2 separate regions of the Homo sapiens genome follow, and region 2 is linked to region 1. A link is an interaction called in ENCODE POLR2A ChIA-PET data of the cell type or tissue named here. Cell type or tissue: OCI-LY7. All regions are shown on one strand. Region 1 overlaps NDST1 (N-deacetylase and N-sulfotransferase 1). Region 2 holds the start of LOC124901106 (a long non-coding RNA gene).

What was found. ChIA-PET counts read pairs that join two places held together with the same protein. Peaks named below come from ENCODE experiments on the same cell type or tissue, not always from the same donor. Only the 100,000 strongest peaks of a DNase experiment are listed, where the experiment ranks them.
Region 2: POLR2A ChIA-PET joins it to region 1 with 6 read pairs; 5 of 35 experiments call an interaction of 5 or more read pairs at or near these places.

Annotation. Positions count from the first base shown.
Region 1 is chr5:150,510,565-150,515,564 of GRCh38, forward strand. All of the region lies in intron 1 of NDST1 (N-deacetylase and N-sulfotransferase 1), which reads left to right. Among named protein-coding and RNA genes, the nearest start is that of NDST1, 4.9 kb to the left of the region's middle. RefSeq lists enhancers at 1-124, 1,426-2,079 and a silencer at 1,043-1,337. In OCI-LY7, a CTCF peak has its summit at 3,019; a DNase peak (open chromatin) is centred at 4,567.
Region 2 is chr5:150,417,329-150,422,328 of GRCh38, forward strand. LOC124901106 (a long non-coding RNA gene) reads left to right here and starts at 4,731. Exons shown (of 2, transcript XR_007058994.1): 1 at 4,731-4,878. In OCI-LY7, no CTCF peak of the experiment used is centred here; a DNase peak (open chromatin) is centred at 2,423; H3K4me3 peaks cover 775 bases; H3K27ac peaks cover 857 bases.

The DNA of each region.
Region 1 (5,000 bases):
CCACCCCCAGGCTGTCTGGTATGTTTGCTCGGTAAGCCCTTTTTTTCAGAGCTGGTACAAAGGTAAACTCGCAACTCAGGCCCTGTTGGAAGAAGGACACATTCTCAACAAGTGAGGTCTAAGTTCCTGAGGTTTTCTGTTGGGCCTTCCCTGCCAGGGAACCCAGAACAGATTCACAAGTTGAGAACCAGGGAGTGAACCAGTAGTGCTTAATGCTTTGTTTCCTTGTTGATTGACGGATGATCTGTGAGCTACTTCCAAGAAAGATCACTAGAGGCTGCTTGTGATACTAAAACACATATAAAATGGATGAAAACAAACACAGACAGAAAACTATTGAAAAGGAATGGAGAAAGGGATGTGCAGGGCATCTGGCAAATGTTAGCTGTCTTAGGTGATCACAGAGGGGCTGCGGAGATGGGGGATGAGGGGCCCAGGCTCTGGAGCCCAGCAGCTGTGTGCTGAAGTTCCCATTCACCCCCTTATTAGCTCTGTGGGCTGCAGCAAGTGACTGGCCTCTTTGGACCTCAGTTTCTCATCCGTATAATGGGGGGAATCTAGGTCATGGTGCTGTGGTAAGGTTGAAATAATGGCATGTAACGCAGACATGGCATGTCTCATAAATGGAAGTTAATGTTATTAATGCATTTAGCTTGGAGATGCCGCGTAGCAGATTCACAGAGGGGAAGGTAATTGGCAAGGGCACAAGGCTCTTGAGTACCTGCTGTGGGTAGGAGATGGCTTGTGCCTTGGAAAGCTTTCAGTGAAGTTGGGAGCCCCATGTTCTAGTTGCAAGAACAACTGATACCTGGTGTTGCGTGGTGGGATGTGGAGCAGGGGAGCTCAATCAGGACTTTAGAAATCCAGAGCAGGCTTGTTCACCTCCCTGCTGAGGCTGGCATTGGAGGAGGAGGGACAGGGTTTTAATGGACAAGAAAATGGACCAAGGTAAATGAGAGTGGGGCACACCAGACGGCACAAGCCAGGAGGTCCTTTCCTCTCTCTGGGTCTCAGTGTCCCCAGGGGCTTACTGCAGGGTAGACTGTGCTCTCTGTGGCCCTGCGACTCTGAGCCAGACCTCCAACAGTCTCTTTCCCGGTGGTGGTGGTCCTGGACTCTGGGGTGACTGACAGGCGGCAGCTTGGCTCCTGGCCAGGCAGCACTGTGGGGGTGATGGGGGATGGGGCATGTAGCAGATTCCAGCAGAGGAAGGGATTTGCTTCTGGTCTCGGCCTCCCAGGGATGTAATCACGCTGGAGAAACTCCCGCACAGCTGGGAAGCAAATGTGGAGGATTTTCCTTGCTGAGCTGGATGTGGTGGGTGGGGCAGGCTGTGGTAGGGTGGCTGGTGGAGCTGGGAAGCTGTGGGGTGTGGCTGGGTGGGGGTGATGATGTGACTGTGCTGGGGGTGTGACTGGCTGGGAGGGGCTGGATCAGCTATGGGGAGTGGCCCTGGGTGCATGTGGGGCTACCTGTTCCCCAGGCCTGCAGCCACTGCTACGCCCTCCCCTGCTCAGGTCCCTGCCCAAGTCCAGGTACCCACCCATTCACATCCTTCTGAGGTTGCTGGCAGAGCTCTTTCTGCACTGACCTCCTCTCAGCCCCCACCCCATGTGCATGTGGCCCAGATGCCTATGATGATGCCATTTGAGCCTGTCATGTGCATGTGAATGTGGTGTGTGTGTTGGGGGGGCAGGGAGCAGTGTGTGGTCCACAGAGGGCATTGTCAAGAGTGACCTAGGCTGGAAATAAAATGTGGGCTGGGTGAGCATTCAAGGCCCTGGGCACCTTCCCCCATTCACTGCAGCCATGTCGTACCAGAGACATAAAACCTTGGGTTCCAGAGACCTCTAGAAACCCTTGTGGAAAGGTCATGGTCGCCACTGCATTTTCAGTGCCTAGTGGCATGCTTGGCACCTAGTGGTGCTCAGTAAATACAGGATGAGGAAACAGGTCGTTTGCTTGTTCCGCACTCCCAGAAAGATCTCGAACCTCCTTCCTGGATCCCATTCTCTTGCTCCTTCCCTCTGGCGTCAGCCTGGCCTCCCTTCCTCTCTCTTTCTCAATTCACTACTAATTTGATATGTGGCCTTGGGCCAGTTCCTTCCTGAGCCTCACTTTCCAAATCTGTTACTGAGTAATCATTTTATTAGCTTATATTACCATGTGCCAGGCACTGAGCTCAGTGTTTTACATGCCTCATCTCTCTTTGTCTTGGTAGCTGCCCTGCAAGATAGATAAGTAGTATAAACCCCATTTTAGATTTAGTGAAACTGAGGTTCAGAGAGGTTGAGAGATTTGCTCAAAGGTCATGAGGCTGGTAAATAATGGAGCCAACATTCAAGCCCCAGCTGGGAGCCACTGCACCCGGGAATTACCTGTAATCCCAGCACTTTGGGAAGCCAAGGCAGGAGGATTGCTTGAGACCAGGAGTTCAAGACCAGCCTAGGCAACATAGGGATACCTTGTCTGTATTAAAAAATTAGCTGGGCATGGTGGCACACACCTGTGGTCCTAGCTGCTTGGGAGACTGAGGTAGGAGGATCACTTGAGCGTGGGAAGTTGAGGCTGCAGTAAGTGTGATTGTGCCCCTGCACTCCAGCCTGGGCAACAGAGAAAGACACTGTCTCAAAAAATGAAAATATGCTGGGCACAGTGGCTCACGTCTATAATCCCAGCACTTTGGGAGGCCGAGGCAGGTGGATCACTTGAGGTCAGGAGTTCGAGACCAGCCTGGGCAACATGGCGAAACCCCGTCTCTACTAAAAATACAAAAATTAGCTGGGCATGGTGGCAGGTGCCTGTAATCCCCACTACTCAGGAGGCTGAGGCTCGAAAATCGCTCGAAGCTTGAACCCAGGAGGGGAAGGCTGGAGTGATCCTGGGCAACAGAGCAAGACTCTTAAAAAAAGAAAGAAAAGATTCAAAGATTCAAGCTCAGGCAGGCTAGCTCCAGTCTCGGCCTTTAACTGTTATGCTAGCTGTCACCACTAGAGTGAAATAGAAGGGTGTGCACAGCCCTTCTAAGGAGGCCTGCTGGCGCACAGTAGGCATGGTGTACATGTGAGTTGGGTTACTGGGCACAATTCACCATGAAAGGCATGGCTTGCTCAGTCTCCATACCTGCTTTTATGGAGCTCTTGGTCTCATTCCTGGAGCCCACCCATTCATCACAGGCCCAAGCCGGACCCCCTTCCCTGGTCCCAGTCTCTGGACAGCTTGCTCCTGTAAGAAGGCCCTTGTACCTCTGCCCCTTTTCTCTTATGGGTCCGGGGCAGCATTTTCAGGTGGGGATGTTAGATAGAGTGACTTCAACTCCAGAGCAGTGGCCACGGTTACCGTGGTATTTCCCGAAAGTGCAGCGTTGCCATGGCGTCTCCATGACGACCAGAGCATCTCATTCATTATCCTCAGCACCTTGGCAGGGAAAGCTGGGACTAGGGCTAGGGGAGTGCAGTGGGAGCCTGGCTGAGGGCTGTGGGCCACTGGCCTTTGTGGCTGAGGTTCCCCTCATGCCCCTGCCTACCCCAAGCCAAGGTTCCTCTGCAGGCTCTGGAGTTATCTCCCACCCATGGGTTCTGGGTTCACATTTCAGCTCTGCCACTGAACAGTTGTGTGATGTTGGGCAAGTGACAACCTCTCTGAGCCTTATTTTACTCAACTGTAAATGTGGATAACAATATTAGTTGTAAGGATTACATGAAATGAGGTATAAAAAGTGCTGGCTGGGCGTGGTGGCTCACGCCTGTAATCCTAGCACTTTGGGAAGCCGAAGTGGGTGGATCATCGGAGGTCAGGAGTTCAAGACCAGCCTGGCCAACATGGCAAAACCGCATATCTACAAAAATTAGCCGGGAATGATGGTGGGTGCTTGTAATCCCAGCTACTCGGGAGGCTGAGGTGGGAAAATTGCTTGAACCTGGGAGGCGGAGGTTGCAGTGAGCCAAGATAGTGCCATTGCACTCCAGCCTGGGTGACAGAGTGAGACTCCGTCTCAAAAAAAAAAAAAAAAAAAAAAGTGCTTAGCACAGTGCCAGGCTCATAGTATGGCAGTATTCATAATGATGATAATTATAATGTTGTTGGTGTTATTTTTATTGTAGGAACCCTTGGGTTTCAGGGAGGAATGAAAGACCAAACTCAAAGTCAGGAAGGAAACCCATTTGAGTCAAGATTTGGTGGTTTCCATGTGACTGTGGCAAGTCACTTCACCTTGAAGTCTTTGTCTCCTTATCTGTAAATTGGAAATAATAACAGCTGCTCATTCATTCATATCCTGAGTATTCAATAAGGACCTGACCCTGGGAAAAGTGGGAGCTTCCACGATGAATCAGACTTGGTTCCTGCCCTTGAGTGGCACCCGGGCACTGGGGGAGGAGGAAGAAAGGACACTGTTTTGTGCTGAGGGCTGTGTGTGCCGGGTGCTGGTGAGGGCCTGTGCAGAGGTCAGTAAGCCCTGGTCCTGCCCCACAGATCTGCAGGCTACAGGAGGTAGAGCCATGTGCAGGAATGCCCCCAGTTTACTCTGCACAGACCACATGCTCAGGTGCACCCAGGGGCTGGGCAGGAAGCCAGATGAAGGAAAGAGGTTGGCTGTGAGACTGTACATAGAGATGCTGATGGTGTTAACTGCAGGATACACAGCCCATTTGAGGCTGGCACTCTAAGTGCCTCAGCTGATGGTGGCAGGTGAGGATGTGTGCCCAGTGTCACCAGAACTTGCCCTCTTTAGAGACAAGTTAGAAGTTCTGACTTTTATATAAAATCTCCTGATTTAAAAATGTTGCTAACGAATCCCAAATTAAAGAAAAATACTGTGCAAGCCAAAGAGCACAGTCTGCATTTTGTTTGGGCTCCAGGGTCCTGGTTTTCAGCCTCTGCACCGTGGAGTGGGGATGAGGCGGGAGCCTGAGGAATGAGACTTAGGAGTGGGAGAGGGGGCAGTGGTTGGTGATGACTTCAGAGGGGTCATGACTTTGGAACCTGGATCTTGAAAGATG
Region 2 (5,000 bases), 93 kb before region 1:
TTGTCCCACTAAACTCCAGTCTGGGTGACAGAGCGAGCCCCTGTCTCAATAAATAATACATTTTAAACATTAAAAATAAATAAATTTCTTTCTGAGGGGCCTGGAGGAGGTCATGCCCACAGGCCAGAGCTAACATTCCTTTTTTCTGACCCCAGATTTTTAGACAAACGTTCGTGTCCTTAACCAATGACAAATGAGAAAATCTTTAAATCCACCCATGACCTGTGGACCCCCACTTCAAGATGTCCCACCTTTTTAGGTCAAACCAATATATAACCTTCATGTATTGATTTAGAATTTTGCCTATAACTTCTGCTTTCCTCAGATTTACCCCTGCCTTTAAAATCCTAGCTTATGGCTGGGGGCAGTGGCTCACGCCTGTAATCCCAGCACTTTGGGAGGCCGAGGCGGGCGGATCACGAGGTCAGGAGATCGAGACCATCCTGGCTAACACGGCAAAACCCCATCTCTACTAAAAAAATACAAAAAATTAACCGGGCGTGGTGGTAGGCGCCTGTAGTCCCAGATACTCTGGAGGCTGAGGCAGGAGAATGGCGTGAACCCGGGAGGCGGAGCTTGCAGTGAGCCAAGATCACGCCACTGCACTCCAGCCTGGGTGACAGAGCGAGACTCTGTCTCAAAAAAAAAAAAAAAAAAAAAAAAATCCTTGCTTATAAGCCACTCATTGGAGATGGGTTTCTTTGTTTCGTTTTGTTTTTTGAGACAGGGTCTCACTCTGTCCCCCTTGAAGAAGTGCAGTGATGCAATCATGGCTCACTGCAGCCTGAACTTCCCAGGCTCAAGGGATCCTCCCACCTCAGCCTCCGAGTAGCTGGGGATACAGGTACACACCACCACACTCAGCTAATTTTTCTGTAGAGACCATGTGTCTCACTATATTGCCCAGGCTGGTCTCAAACTCCTGGACTCAAGTGATCCTCCTGCCTTGGCCCCACAGTGTGCTGGGATTATAGGCATGAGCTGTTGCACCCAACCAAGGTCAGCTCTTAAGCATGAGATGCCCAATTCTTTTACTTGGTCGTCTACAAATAAATACCCTCTTTTATTCCACTACAAACCTCGATATAAATATTTGGCCTTATGATGCCATGTGAGCAGAACCTCGCTAGGTTCAATAACAGCTGGAAAAAGGATATTGAATGTTCCCAACACAAAGAAATGATAAAAGTTTGAGATGATGGATATTACCCCCACCAAAAAAAAAAAAAGTGAAACTGTACTGTTCAAATATTTATTTATTTATTTATTTAATTAAGACAGAGTCTTGCTCTGTCACCCAGGCTGGAGTGCAGTGATGTGATCTCGGCTCACTGCAGCCTCCACCTCCCAGGTTCGAGCGATTCTCATGCTTAAGCCTCCTGAGTAGCTGGGACTACAGCTGTGCGCCACCATGCCTGGCTAATTTTTTTGTATTTTTAGTAGAGATGGGGTTTCACCACATTGGCCAGGCTGGTCTCGAACTCCTGACCTCAAGTGATCCACCCGCCTTGGCCTCCCAAAGTGCTGGGATTACAGGCGTGAGCCACTGTGCCCAGCTCAAATATTTATTAAGCTATTTTCTGTGTAGTCAAGACAAATGGTATCCTATATCCACACAAAAATTTGCCCACAAATGAATGTTCATAGGGCCATTATTCATAATATCAAAAAAGTAGAAACAACCCAAATATTCAACTGATGAATAGGTAAACAAAATGTGGTGTATCCATACAATGAAATAGTACTCTGTCATAAAGAGGAATGAATACTCAATAAAACTGTTACTTTAAAAAATAATGAAGTACTGATTCATACCACGACATAGATGACCCTTGAAAACATTATGCTAAGTGAAAAAAGCCAGACACAAAAGGCCATACATTGTATGATTCCATTTATGAGAAGTGCCCAAAATAGGCAAATCCACAGAGACAAAATATAGATTAGGGGTTGCTGGGGGGCTGTGGGGAAGAAAGGAGGGGGAGTGGTTGCTAACAGGTATGGGGCTCCCTTTTGGGTAATGAAAATATTCTAGAATAGATATGATGGTTGCACAACTTTGTGGATGTACAAAAAACCATTGAATTTTATACAGTTTTTAAAGGGTGAATGTTATGGTACATGAATTAGGTCTTATTTTTTGAAGATTGTAATGATGGATAGAGCACACATTTACTTTTGCTTCCTCTCTCACTTTGCTTTTGTCACTAAAATGACCATAGGTTGTTTTAAGTGTAAATCTACAAGAACAAAGAGAACAGGAGATGAGAAAACAATAGAATTTGAGAAGCAGGAAAGCAGGTGAGCAAGTGTTAAGTCCCTTAGTAGACCCCAAAAAAACTGCATCCTAAACCTGCGGCTAGAAAAGCTGAGAAGCCACGTAGTTAGGTGGCAGAACAGACTCAGGAACTGGTGTGTCGGGTACCTGGGTGGTGAGTAGAGGTGGGACTAAAAAGAGGAAGGTAGTTTGGAAGTCTGTTTCTGAGGCAGTGAGATACCCACGCCCTCTCCCTCCCCGAGGGCCACCCGTCCCCCTCCTTGAGGGACAATTGCAAGTGTCTTTCCCAGACAAATAAAGAACGTGAGCCTGGTACTGAAGCTGAGAGGCCCAGTGTTCTCCCCTACCCACAGTGTGAAAGCCAGGCCTTCACCCAAGCCACAGCCTGGAGGAAGCTTCTCTGTGGAGCATGACCATCCCAGGAAAAAAAGGCCTCAGGACTCTGACACTGGGAATTTCCTGATGAAACAACTCAACCAGAATACCCTATAGGAAGCCCTTGGTGGATAAGTCCTACTCATGGGTCACAGCTGTCTTAGACAATCAGGTTTTTTAGATAATCCAGAATCCTGGGACATCTAAAGAAAGCCTTTAACATAAAAGAGAGTGAACAAAACAACCACACAGAAAAAAAAAAAAAAGCACTATGGAGGAAATGAACTGTCATTAATAGCCCTAGGGAGAAAAAGGAGGATACTGCACCCATGAAACAAGAATAGGATGCTATAAAAGTATAAGTAGTATAGAAGAACAAAGCATAGCTCTTGAAGATTTAAAATATGAGGGCAGATATTAAACAGTCAATAGATGGAAGATAAAGTGTTTTTTTAAAATCTCCCAAAGTGTGGACCACAAAGATAAATTTAAAAATCAGACAGAAAAGATAAGAGAATTAAACACCAGTCCAGGAGGCCCAACAGCCAAATACCAAGTTCCAGAAATAGAGAACAGAAAATATAGAGGGGAAGAAATCATCAGTGAAATAAGTCAATACATTTTCCAGAACTCAAGGACATAAATTTCCAAACTGAAGAGGCCCAGTGAGCACTGAGGACAAGGTGTGAAAGCAATTTCACAGCAAGGGATGCTGTTGTGAAGTTTCAGCAAAATAAGAACAAAGAGAAGATTCTGCAAATTTCCAGAAAGGAAAAATCAAGACAGATACAAAGGATTAGGAATCAGAAGATTAGGAATCAGAATGACTTTAGAGTTCTTTCTTTTTTTCTCTCTCTCTTTCTTTCTTTTTTTGAGATGGAGTCTTGCTCTGTACCCAAGGCTGGAATACAGTGGCGCAATCTCAGCTCACTGCAACCTCTGCCTCCCATGTTCAGGTGATTCTCCTGCCTCAGCCTCCCAAGTAGCTGGGATTACAGGCACCCACCACCACCACTGGCGAAGTTTTGTATTTTTTTTTTTAGTAGAGATGGGGTTTCACAATGTTGGCCAGGCTGGTCTCAAACTCCTGACTTCAGATGATCCACCTGCCTTGGCCTCCCAAAGTGCTGGGATTACAGGCGTGAGCAACCATGCCCAGCTGAAAAAGTTTTAAATTGGGTAGGCGGTTTGGGGACGGAGATGGAAAAAAAAATTTTTTTTAAGTTTGAAACTGATGTAAAGAGGATGGTGAAGATCTGCTACTCATTTTACAGCAAATCTTGTAGAACTATTTGATTCTTGTTTGCTTGTTTGAGGCGGAGTCTCACTCTATAGCGCAGGCTGGAGTGCAGTGGAGCGATCTCGGCTCACTGCAGCCTCTGCCTCCTGGGTTGAAGTGATTCTCCTGCCTCAGCCTCCTTAGTAGCTGGGACTACAGGCTCGTGCTACCATGCCAGGCTAATTTTTTTGTGTTTATAATAGAGACAGGGTTTCACCATGTTGACCAGGCTGGTCTTGAACTCCTGACCTCAGGTGATCTGCCCGCCTCAGCCTCCCAATGTGCTGGGATTACAGGCGTGAGCTACTGCACCCGGCCTGATTCTTTAGACTATGTGAATTTACAACTTCAATACAAGGTAAAACTAAATTTATAGTTTTTTTTGTTTTGGGGTGTGTGTGTGTGTGTGTGTGTGTGTGTGTGTGTGTGACGGAGTCTCACTGTGTCACCAGGCTGGAGTGCAGTGGCGTGATCTCAGCTCCCTGCAACCTCTGCCTCCTGAGTTCAAGCGATTCTCTTGCCTCAGCCTCCTGAGTAGGTGGGATTACAGGTGCCTACCACCATGCCCGGCTAATTTTTGTATTTTCATAGAGACGGGGTTTCACGATGTTGGTCAGGCTGGTCTCCAACTCCTGACCTCAAATGACCTGCCCACCTCGGCCTCTCAAAGTGCTGCGATTATAGGCGTGAGCCACCGCGCCCAGCCTAAATTTAAAATAAAGGGAATAATGCATCACAGTCACTAGATTCTAAACCAATGGTGATAGAATGGCAGTCCGAACTCTTTTCTCTGTGCAGCAGTTTCAGGACACAGCTGAGGGAAATCCCACGGTCATCCTGCCCGTGCCCTTGGAGGTTAGAGACTGATGCCAGCCAAGAGGGAGGGTCCCAAGACTGAGTTTCCCAGAGGGCGTGGACAATGGCTCCCTGCATCTTTCCTTACAGGGTAAGAAGTCCCAGTTTCTCACTTGTCACACAGGCTCCACCGCCCAGGGAAGGAGCCTTGTCCCACCTACCCCTGACCACAGGAGGAGGGAGACAGAGTAACAGGAAGCAGTGGAGCTTGGA